2 separate regions of the Homo sapiens genome follow, and region 2 is linked to region 1. A link is a loop called in an ENCODE intact Hi-C map of the cell type or tissue named here. Cell type or tissue: prostate gland. All regions are shown on one strand. Region 1 overlaps STAMBP (STAM binding protein). Region 2 holds the start of ACTG2 (actin gamma 2, smooth muscle).

Region 1 (5,000 bases):
ACTTCTCTTTTCACTTTAATATCTCCCTTGTAGTGTTTGAAAAATTTTTTAAATCGTGAATAAGTGTTAATTTTGTATGAAAACAACTAATTCAAAAAGTCAAGCAAAGGTTCTTTAACATGGATGCATTAAGGATCCTCATCTCGATTCTTCCAGTCTTAAAAGTTACTCAGCATGGTAAGCATGATCACAGATGGAACCTTCTTCAGTCTATAAACCCCAATCCCAGCAAACATTTTCAACACAGGTGACAGTTCATTTTCAGAAAAAGGGTTGGTGTTCCAGGAGGCTCACATAGCACACAGGAATTGCCTGAATACTCTCACTCCCTTCTGGGCAGCCTAGTTGATGACCATAAAAAGCTGTGAAAGAATCCACTGCCTGGTTTATTGTCTGCGCTCATCATGAAAATATGTACTGATTTAATATGCTGAACTCTTTCTTCTATACTGGGGTCTGCAAAAGGCAAAGCATTCCTACATTAGGGAAGCTACTGAGGGGGGAAATATGCCTGAGATCATTAAGATGCCTGAACTGCTCCAGGAAAAGGAACAAACATGCCTTTTAAAACCCTGAAGTAAAGAAAGTATCCACAAAAGGTCTAGAACAATGATTCTCAGTAGTAGGGGAGGCAGAGGAGTGGTGAGGCAGATGTATACTCCCCTCTCTTTTCTCCTCGGTTGTAGTAACTGCCAAAGCTGAGCCACTGTTATTGATAGGAATGTACTAAGTAAAATACAACAGAAAACAGACTGAGAATCAGTGAGCTAGAATTTGTTTGCAATTGCTGTGATTTTCTGTTCACAGAATCAGAATCAGAATCAAGATTTTAAAGGTATCTCCAAGAAAAGTGAAGGTAGCTACATTAATTACTTCAGGTAAGGCCAATACAACAAAATTCCAAATTAAACTCTAAATCCCACAAATCAAGTAAATGAGCTGCTAAATCTCATCCGCACCAACTCTCCTAGTAGTTCATCATTTTAAGTGGTCCTATAAGTGACAGGGACAAACTCCCCATATCAGTCTTGCTGTTAACACTAATATGTCACTCAAAATAACACTAAGTGTCATAAAAAACAATTCCTTAGGCATCCATGTACTCTTAATCCTATCCCCTCTTGACTTCTGAGGAGTTTATTAGTACAGCTAAGCTCTCTTCTGGACTGTTAGCCTCTCCTCCTCCATAAGATCCTTTTCCATCAGCAAAAACATGCTCTAAAATCTCCTAACTTAAAATACATACACATGTTCACACGCTCCTTGTCCCCCATCAACTACTTCCCCATTTTTCTACTTCCCTTCCCATCTAAACTTCTCCAAAGAGTTGTCTATACCGGGGTTGGCAAACTACAGCTGGTGTGCCAAATCCAGCTAGCCATCTGTTCTTGTAAATAAAGTGTCATTGGAACCAGTCACATCCATTCATTTATGTGTTGTCTATGGCTACTTTCACACTATAAAGCAGAGGTAGTCACAGACACAGCAAGTAGCCTACAAAACCAAAAATTTTTACTCTCTGGTCCCCTATAGAAAAAAATTTGCCACTTTCAGGTCTATACCCTTTGCCTCCACTTTCTTACTGTCCATTCACCTTTCTACCCGTTCTAATTAGGGTCTCTGTAATCCTTCTAGCGAAATTGCTTATGAAGATCACCCATGACATCATCTTACCAAACCCAAAGGCCAATCTTCTGTCTTCACCCATCTGACATAGGTGGCTACTCTCCTTTTTCAAACACTAATTTATTTTGGCTCCCATGACACAACACCATTCTCTCTTGGATTTCCTCCTGCCTCTTGAACCTCCCTTCAAAGAAAGTCTCCCCTATTGACTCTCCCTCCATTAACTAACCTCAGGGCTCAGTCCTAGGCTCCTTCTCTTCTCATTCCCTAGCCTTATTAACAAAGATACTTGATCTTTTATGTTCCATGGATCCTTCTGGCATCTGGTGAAGCCTATGGACCCTTTTCAGAACAATTTTTTTAAGGTATAACTTAAAGTACAAAGGATTACCAAGAATACCCCAATTTTATGGAAAAACAGTTTTCAAAAATTTTAAAAATTGTGATATATTCTTCTGTATTAATGTGTTCTTTTTTTTTTTTTTTTTTTTTTTTTTTTGAGATGGAGTCTCGCTCTGTTGCCCAGGCTGGAGTGCAGTGGCGCGATCTCGGCTCACTGCAAGCTCCGCCTCCCGGGTTCACGCCATTCTCCTGCCTCAGCCTTCTGAGTAGCTGGGACTACAGGCACCTGCCACCATGCCAGGCTTATTTTTTGTATTTTTAGTAGAGATGGGGTTTCACCATGTTAGCCAGGATGGTCTCGATCTCCTGACCTCGTGATCCGCCAGCCTTGGCCTCCCAAAGTGCTGGGATTACAGGCGTGAGCCACTGTGCCCGGCCTAATGTGTTCTTTATCAATGCATTTGATAATGGGATCTAGCTGTAGGTCTAATAATTCTGTACTGTAATTCTGAAGTAGTGATGTTTAGATGCTATTTTGAGATGTCAGCAACAACTGTAATGCAATATGAAAATATCTTGATTTCTACTGGTGACAAAATTACAAATATTACTACTACTGTACTTTGAGGCCTACATTCAAAATGGAAGGAAATGCTAAATTTCAGTCACTGGTTAGAAAAAACAAGAAAAGTTTTTCCTATTCCGGTTCACAGATCCCCTGAATTCTATCAATGAATCTCTGTGAGGTTCCTGGACCCCAGATTAAGAGCCCCTTCACTAGAAAATCTCAGGCATTCTCAGGCCCTTCTCTGCATGCCTCAGGAATCCTGAGCCCCGGGGACCTAGTCCTACAGGGCAGCAGGCCAGGCCTAAGCCTCCATTTCTTCCCCAGCCCCTGGCCCAGGGGTTGAAGTGGAGATGGCAGCCCCTCCCCAGTGTGCATGCACCTCTGCTGGCAGGAGGCCAAGCCTCTGGCCGCAGGGCCTAAGAGCTGGGCTTACTCAAGCTCAGCTGAGGCCACCCTCTGAGCCCCAGGGAGGAAGAAGGCCCTGTTCCCCAGCCGGCGGCCACTGCTCTCCCTCCCAGCCTCTAGTCTCTGACCCTTAGCAGTGCCGGGCCAAGCGGAGTGTTCTCACCAGTCATCTGCAGGCTTTAGCCATCCAGCCCTTTCCCCTGCTCAGGGCTGGGGCTGGACAGGGTCTATTCCTCCCACAGCTCCCTCCTCCACCCCTCACATACACAACTTCTTGGCCCAGCCAAGCAAGTCTAGGCCACAGAATGGCACCAGAGGGGTCTGTGGTCAGCCACCCCACCTTGAGGGCAGCGCGGGCACCACGGGGTGGAGGGGAGGGGGAGGCTGCCGGGAGCCTCCAGATGCTGCCTGCTGGCCTGCAGGAGAGCCCTGCAACAGCTGCTGCTCCTGCCTCGGCAATCGCCTCACCTCCTCCACCCCAGCCCCCATTCGGAGGTTCCGACGACGGGCCAGCCCTTGGCTGCTCACAACTGATTCAGTCTCCCTCCTTCACACGGGGAAAGCACAGCAGGGATGTGTGGAAAGAATGTACCTGTAGATGTGTACATACCACAGTGCTGTAATTTTGTATGTAGCAATCATGTAAATACATGTATGGATTTTATTATATACATATATAAAAATCTCTAAAGGCGTATTTTTAGAAAAACAGCGCACCACTGCTTCTTTTGAAAATAGTCTGAATAAGAATAAAATTAATTTCTACAGCAGAAAAAAAAAAAGAAAAAGAAAATCTCAGCCATTCTCATGACTTCAGAACCATCTGTATGCTGAGGACTCCCTTGTCTGTATTTCCAGCCCAGACCTCAGTCTTCTGAGTTCAGACTGGTACATTCAACCTCCCACTTGACATCTCTACTTGGATATCTCACAGGCATCTCAAATTTTAACATGTCAAAAAAACCCCAAACGTGAACGGTTAAATTCCCCCGCTACCCAGCCCTCTTTAGAGGGCTTTTCCCATCTCAATACATGGACTACCCTATCGTTTAAGTTGTTCAAGGCAGAAACACGACATCAACCTCCGCAGTATCTTTTTTCCTAAGTGATTAGTAAGTCCTATGGACCTGACCTCCAAAATACCAAATCCATCTGTCTCTTTCCATGTTGCCACACTACTTCAAGCCACCAGCCTGCAAGAATTTCCTAACTACTCTCCCTGCCTTCTCTTAACGCTTGCTCCACCATTTACCACACAACTGCCAAAATTTATACTTTAAATATTGATTGGGCATGGAGGCTCACACCTGTAATCCTAGCACTTTGGGAGGCTGAGATGGGAGGATCGCTTGCATCCAGGAGTTCGAGACCAGCCTGGGCAACATTAGTGACATCTCTTTTTTTTTTTTTTTTTTGAGACCGAGTCTCGCTCTATCACCCAGGCTGGAGTGCAGTGCCGCGATCTTGGCTCACTGAAACCTCTGCCTCCCGGGTTCATGCAAGTCTCCTGCCTCAGCCTCTCGGGTAGCTGGGATTGTAGACGTGGGCCACCACGCCCGGCTAAGTTTTGTATTTTTAGTAGAGATGGGGTATCACCATGTTGGCCAGGCTGGCCTTGAACTCCAGGGTGGCCTCCCAAAGTGCTGAGATCACAGGCGTGAGCCACTGTGCCCGGCCGAGACCTCATCTCTTTTAAAAAACAGTAAGTAAATTTAGGTCTGAATCCCACTTAAAACTTTTCAATGGCTTGCTGTTACCCTCAAGATAAAAAACAGACTCCTTACCATGGCCCATAAAGTCCTGCATGATCCAGCCCCACTTGCCTCTCCAGCCTTACCTGGAGTCATCTTGCTTTTCTCTGGCTATACTCCAAACACAATGATCTTTCAATCCCCAGAACATGCTAAGGTCTTTCCCATCTAAGCACTTCTAAACACATAGTTACCTGTGTTTTAATGCTCTGCCCTATGCTCTTGGAATGACCAACTGTATTGCATCCCTCAAGTCTCAGCTCAAATCTTGTCTTCTCAGACAGACCTTACCCTGACTACTCTAGTCA
Region 2 (5,000 bases), 55 kb before region 1:
CCCCCTGGCACCCCAACTCCACACCTCCAGGACTGCTCTCCTCATCAGCAGCCTCTGCCCGGAGCTGCCCTCACAGACTCACACCACCCACCCTGAGCCCATGCCCAATGCCCTGGTGCCGCCCTCTTCCCTCCCAACCTATCACCAGCCCTTCTTACTTCTACCTGCACGGCACCCATGCCACCAGCTCAGGACCACCGCATGCTGCAGTAGCGCTCTTGCCCTGTTCCAGTCCACTCTCCTCACAGCTGCCAAAGCAGCCCCTTCAACAGATACCCTCCAGATTAAAACCCTTCCATGGCTCCCCATAGCCTGATCCTTTAGAGTCTAAAGCCCTTGTAATCCAGCCCTGCGGACCCCTCTGAATTTAGTTTTACCTGATTCCTGCCTTGCTATCTAAATTCAGTGGAATTGAGCCACTTGAGTCCCAAAGACCATGCTTCCTCTTTACCAGGAAGGACCAAGCTTGGTCCTTACTTCAGGACCAAGCTCAGGCACCTCTTCCTCCAGGAAGTCTTCCCTGATAACTCCTGGGTTGAGTGATGGGCTCCTCCTGGCCTTTACCCCTTTCGTGTACTTATTTGCTCCATGGTTCTCATCTGTTTATCTGTCTCTTCCAGTAACTGCAGAAGCCTCTCCACTGTCCCTAAGGAGCAGAGACAGTGCCTGGCCCATAATAAGTGCTCAATAAATGTTGGCAGAATGAACAAGGGGAAAGAGGAAAGATATCTCGCCCCAAGGTCATGATGTCACACGGCCCATCCCCTTTTCTCAGGCCTGGCATGTAGGATCTTACTGTTCATTGCAGTTTCTCCAGCACCCATCCCTCTCTGTCACAGGAAGCTCTTCCTCTTTTCAGCCCAAGGGTTAGTATCAGAGTCCAAACCCACATTCAAGTAATCAAAGTGAGCACTTAGAGCCTCCCTGTACAAAGTGTGGTCCCAGACCAGCAGCTTCAGTGTCGCCTGGGAGCTTGTTAGGAATTCCAAGTATCAGGCCATATCTCGGCCTACTGGAATCAGAATCTGGGGTGGGGCATGGGGCAATCTGTGTTTTAACAAGCACTCCAGGTGATTCTTAAAGTTTGAGAACTCAGGGCCGGGCCCTGACAGCCTTGAGCTGAGTGCTGTATATACGCATTCTCTCGTTTAATCCTCACACCATCGCCAAGTAGATATTATTATTCTTGCCCCCATTTTACAGGTGAGGAAGCTGAGGTCGCTCAGTAACTTGGTTAGCCTGACAGTCTGCCTTCAAGGCCTGCACTGCCACACCCAGCCTGCCTCACCTGTGAAGAGATGCTAGTGAATTCTGATGCCAAACATAGAAGTGGCCCCTTCATCTCATCTTCCTCTTAATTCTTTGTGCATGTGTTGTGTGTGTGTTGGGTGGGTTGGGGGGAGTAATGACATCTGCAAATGGGTCACAGTTGGGTGTGAGTCTTTTGGATGAGTGGCTGTACGTCTCTAGGCCTCAATGTCCTCATCAGAGGAGAATGAACTAGATGGGTCCCAAGTTCCTTCTACCCTGAAACCTCACGATGCCACAGGGCAAGTGGAATTTTCTCCATCCCCCAATGATCCTAGAGCCTTCAAGGACTGCAGAAACCCTCCATTCTCCTCAGCCAAGCACAGATCAGAGGACAGAGAGACCCACAGGGGACCTGAAGAAAATACCCTCCCATTCCCAGCACAGACATTTCATGGACTAAACAGCTCACAGACACCAGGACCACTGTTGGCTTTGACTCAAGTATTCTGAAAAGCTGCTTTTCTGCAAAGTATATGATCCCCTAAAACAGCCTCCCAGACATTCTAACCCAAGACAAAGGACATCAGGGTGTGGATCTGCACTGGCCCTGGGGAGCAGGGCTAGTAGAGACTGCAGGCATTATATCCCGCCAGTCCCCATTCTGAGGCAGGGAGCACGGTTCCAAGCTGCCCCTGCCCCAGGATGTCCCATGGCCAGATACGCCTTTTCTCAGCAGGCTGCAGTATGCTTGCAGGTGCCGCTGCCCACCAAGGGCTCTGGTGTGTGATCTGGGCCAGCGTCACAGAAGCCAGGCCAATCTGGAGGCACCTCCCGCACCCAGGAGGCCAGGCAGCCCCGGAAAGGAAGAGGTGGCAAAAGCCGTACAGTACTTACCGAGGGTATGAGAGGTTCTTCTCCCAGTGACTGAGGGCTGGTGTGTCTTTGGCATGAATACCAGAGCAATATAAAACCCCAGAGGCGGATCTTCTTTAAACAAAGTCCCTAAAAAGGCCAGCTGACGGTGTGTTAGCAATATTACCATATAAGGTGGTTTTTTCAATAAATCGCCTTGGGGGTAGGGAAGGGGGGTGGGTAGAGTGAGTTATCATTTGAAAAATGTATGCAAAAGGACTCAGTGGCAACAGCCCCGGTGCTGGTAGATTTGTTCCTTTTATGCTGCACTTGCATAAACAAAACTCACACCAGGCCTTATAAGCTGCCCAGAGTGAGACCAGATGCAGCTGTGCTCCTGGAGTGAGAACCATACCAAGAATGGCAGCGGGCCTCCTCCGTCCACACCTCCCTCCTCAGGCCCTGCTGCATGCGGCCCCTGGGTCTGCCTGGGACGCCCAGGCACTGTCCCCAAAATGGGTGCAATCATGCCTTGTCTGGCACGAGCCTGGGACCAATGAAAGCTGAAGAGAAATGCCTTCCGTACCCAGGAAAGAAATCCTGCGTGCCCTACTCACCTGCTGCACCTTGACACAAGCTCCTAACCCTTGGGCTGAGTTCTCTGAGGGTCTCAGGACACCTTAGGCTTCATTCTCTCTTGGCTCCTTCCTGGTTTTCCTTTAAATATCTCTAAATATCTGCAGACTGAGGGACCTGCTTCAGGGTTGAGGCACACCTAACAAGACTCTTGGCCTGTAGGATTTTCCACAGTCCTGTGATTCTTGAGCTGCTTCTTTTTCTTTTTTGAGATAGAGTCTCGCCCTATCCCCCAGGCTGGAGTGCATTGGTGCAATCTCGGCTCACTGCAACCTCCGCCTCCCAGGTTCAAACAATTCTCCTGCCTTAGCCTCCTGAGTAGCTGAGATTACAGGCACCTGCCACCATGCCCAGCTAATTTTTGTATTTTTAGTAGAGACAGGGTTTCACCATGTTGGCCAGGCTGGTCTCGAGCTCCTGACCTCGTGATCCACCTGCCTTGGCCTACAGGTGTGAGCCACTACGCCTGGACTTCTTTTTGTTTGTTTGTTTTGTTTTTAATTAGACAGGGTCTCGATCTTGAACTCCTGGATTCAAGCAATCCCTCCACCTTGGTCTCCCAAAGTGCTGGGATTACAGGTGTGAGCCACCATGGCTGGCTGATGATTGCTCTTCTTTGTGTAATTCATGTACTATCCCTAGGTAGCTGGTTCATTTCCCACATTATCAGCTACCAGCTCTGCAGTATTACTTTCAACTCCACATTCTCATGGTCCCCCTCCCTCACCCTGATCCAGACTAAAATGATCAATTGCCTATTGGACATCCCAATCCAGATGACTCTCCAGCTCTTCAAACTCATCCTGTCTAAAACTGAACCCTTCTTCCCTACCCTCAAAGCTGCTGTGCCTCCTGGGTTGCCAACTTCCAAGTCCACCCCTCGGCCCTTCAAGCTAGAAGTCAGTCAGTCTAGAACCCTGTGTCTCCCTCATGCTCCCACAACCACCTGGGCACCACAGCCTGGTGCTCCCCCGACCAGAAATGCCCCTCAGCTCTGTGTCCTCCCTCAATCCCTGCTGGCCTGCGCTGCCTCAGGCTCCAGTCCTATCTGGCCTGGAGTGGGGCGCAGCTTCCTGACTGGCCTTCCTGACTCTGCTTCGTCTTCAACACAGAGGTTCCCAAAGCATGGGGACCACCAGAGTGCAGCAGCAGCATGATATGGGAATGTGCTCACAATGCAGATTCTCAGGTGTCACCTAGCCCTATTGAAACAGAAACTCAGTGAATAGGCCTCAGCCATCTGTGTTTCTTAAACTTTCCCCACCCGGTGCCCAGGATACCCCCGCTTCAATAGAAGAAGCATGCATTGCATCCCTGCTAAACGCACAGGGAGTTCCAGGTGGTTTTGGGTCACCTGGTGCAATGGCTTGGTACAGGTCTGGCTTCCTCATTAACTGAAAATTGAGGCAGGAGATGGTGTGAATGAGGAGTGTCCTCTGCTGAGACAGCCCAGAGGAAAGATTTAAAAACACTTTCCTTGAGGACCTGCAGTTGTTCCCTGTGGAGAAGGAACACTGTTGTCATTGTGAGGTTCACTTACTCATCATTTGATCACTGGCCTGCGTGTTTAGTGCCTAAGTCTAAATTCCAGGCCTGTGGAAAGCTTCCTGAGCTTTTCAAGTTCCTAGAAAACCCTCACTGGGGATTCTGGAGGGAAGAGGGCTCCCTTTCCGGAGCTGTGCTGCATAGAAGGTGGCAGTGGATGAGGTGTGAGCTGTCCCAGCATGGACAGAGTGCTCGCAGTCCCAACTGGCCGAGGCAGGTAGCTCAACGCTAAGTGACAGGGTCATAAGCTCCCCCTCTGATTCTCTCTTCTTGTGTGGGAATGAGGCCAGGGCAGGGACAGGGTGCCAATCACCCTTGACCTGATCATGGGTTTAGAGGGGTCATCCTTTCCCTTCTCAGAGTAAGGGTTGTTTCACAGAGTGAGCTTTCTTCTAATCACTCAGCACCGTGGTCAGCGTGCAGATGGGGGCACCTTGCCCTATGGACATTCCCCTCTTAGTTGGCACAGCCAGTCGATAAACAATGAAAAGCCTATAACAAAGGCACTGGTTGTGATCTAGGCTCCAAACAGCCCAGAGACGAGAAAGCAGGGACTAACTGAATAAACTGAAGCTCTGAGGAAATGTTTAGGGAGAGATCAGAAGGTGAGGGAGGTTACACCAGGTACTCGATTTGTTTATATTTAACATTTTTTTCTGGTTTCAAAAATTCAATCAAAAATTTCAAAAAATACAAAAATGTGTGTTTTAGAAAGC

The links. Peaks named below come from ENCODE experiments on the same cell type or tissue, not always from the same donor. Only the 100,000 strongest peaks of a DNase experiment are listed, where the experiment ranks them.
Region 2: a loop joins it to region 1, with 3 times the contacts of the local background. A loop is called at or near these places in 10 of 110 quality-filtered maps.

What each region holds. Positions count from the first base shown.
Region 1 is chr2:73,834,710-73,839,709 of GRCh38, reverse strand. All of the region lies in intron 2 of STAMBP (STAM binding protein), which reads right to left. LOC112268419 (a long non-coding RNA gene) reads left to right here. Exons shown (of 3, transcript XR_007087106.1): 2 at 808-878. Among named protein-coding and RNA genes, the nearest start is that of STAMBP, 8.2 kb to the right of the region's middle. In prostate gland, no CTCF peak of the experiment used is centred here; no DNase peak of the experiment used is centred here; H3K27ac peaks cover 3,410 bases.
Region 2 is chr2:73,890,197-73,895,196 of GRCh38, reverse strand. ACTG2 (actin gamma 2, smooth muscle) reads right to left here and starts at 2,189. Exons shown (of 9, transcript NM_001615.4): 1 at 2,146-2,189. RefSeq lists an enhancer at 2,300-3,113. In prostate gland, no CTCF peak of the experiment used is centred here; a DNase peak (open chromatin) is centred at 2,446; H3K4me3 peaks cover 2,154 bases; H3K27ac peaks cover 4,771 bases.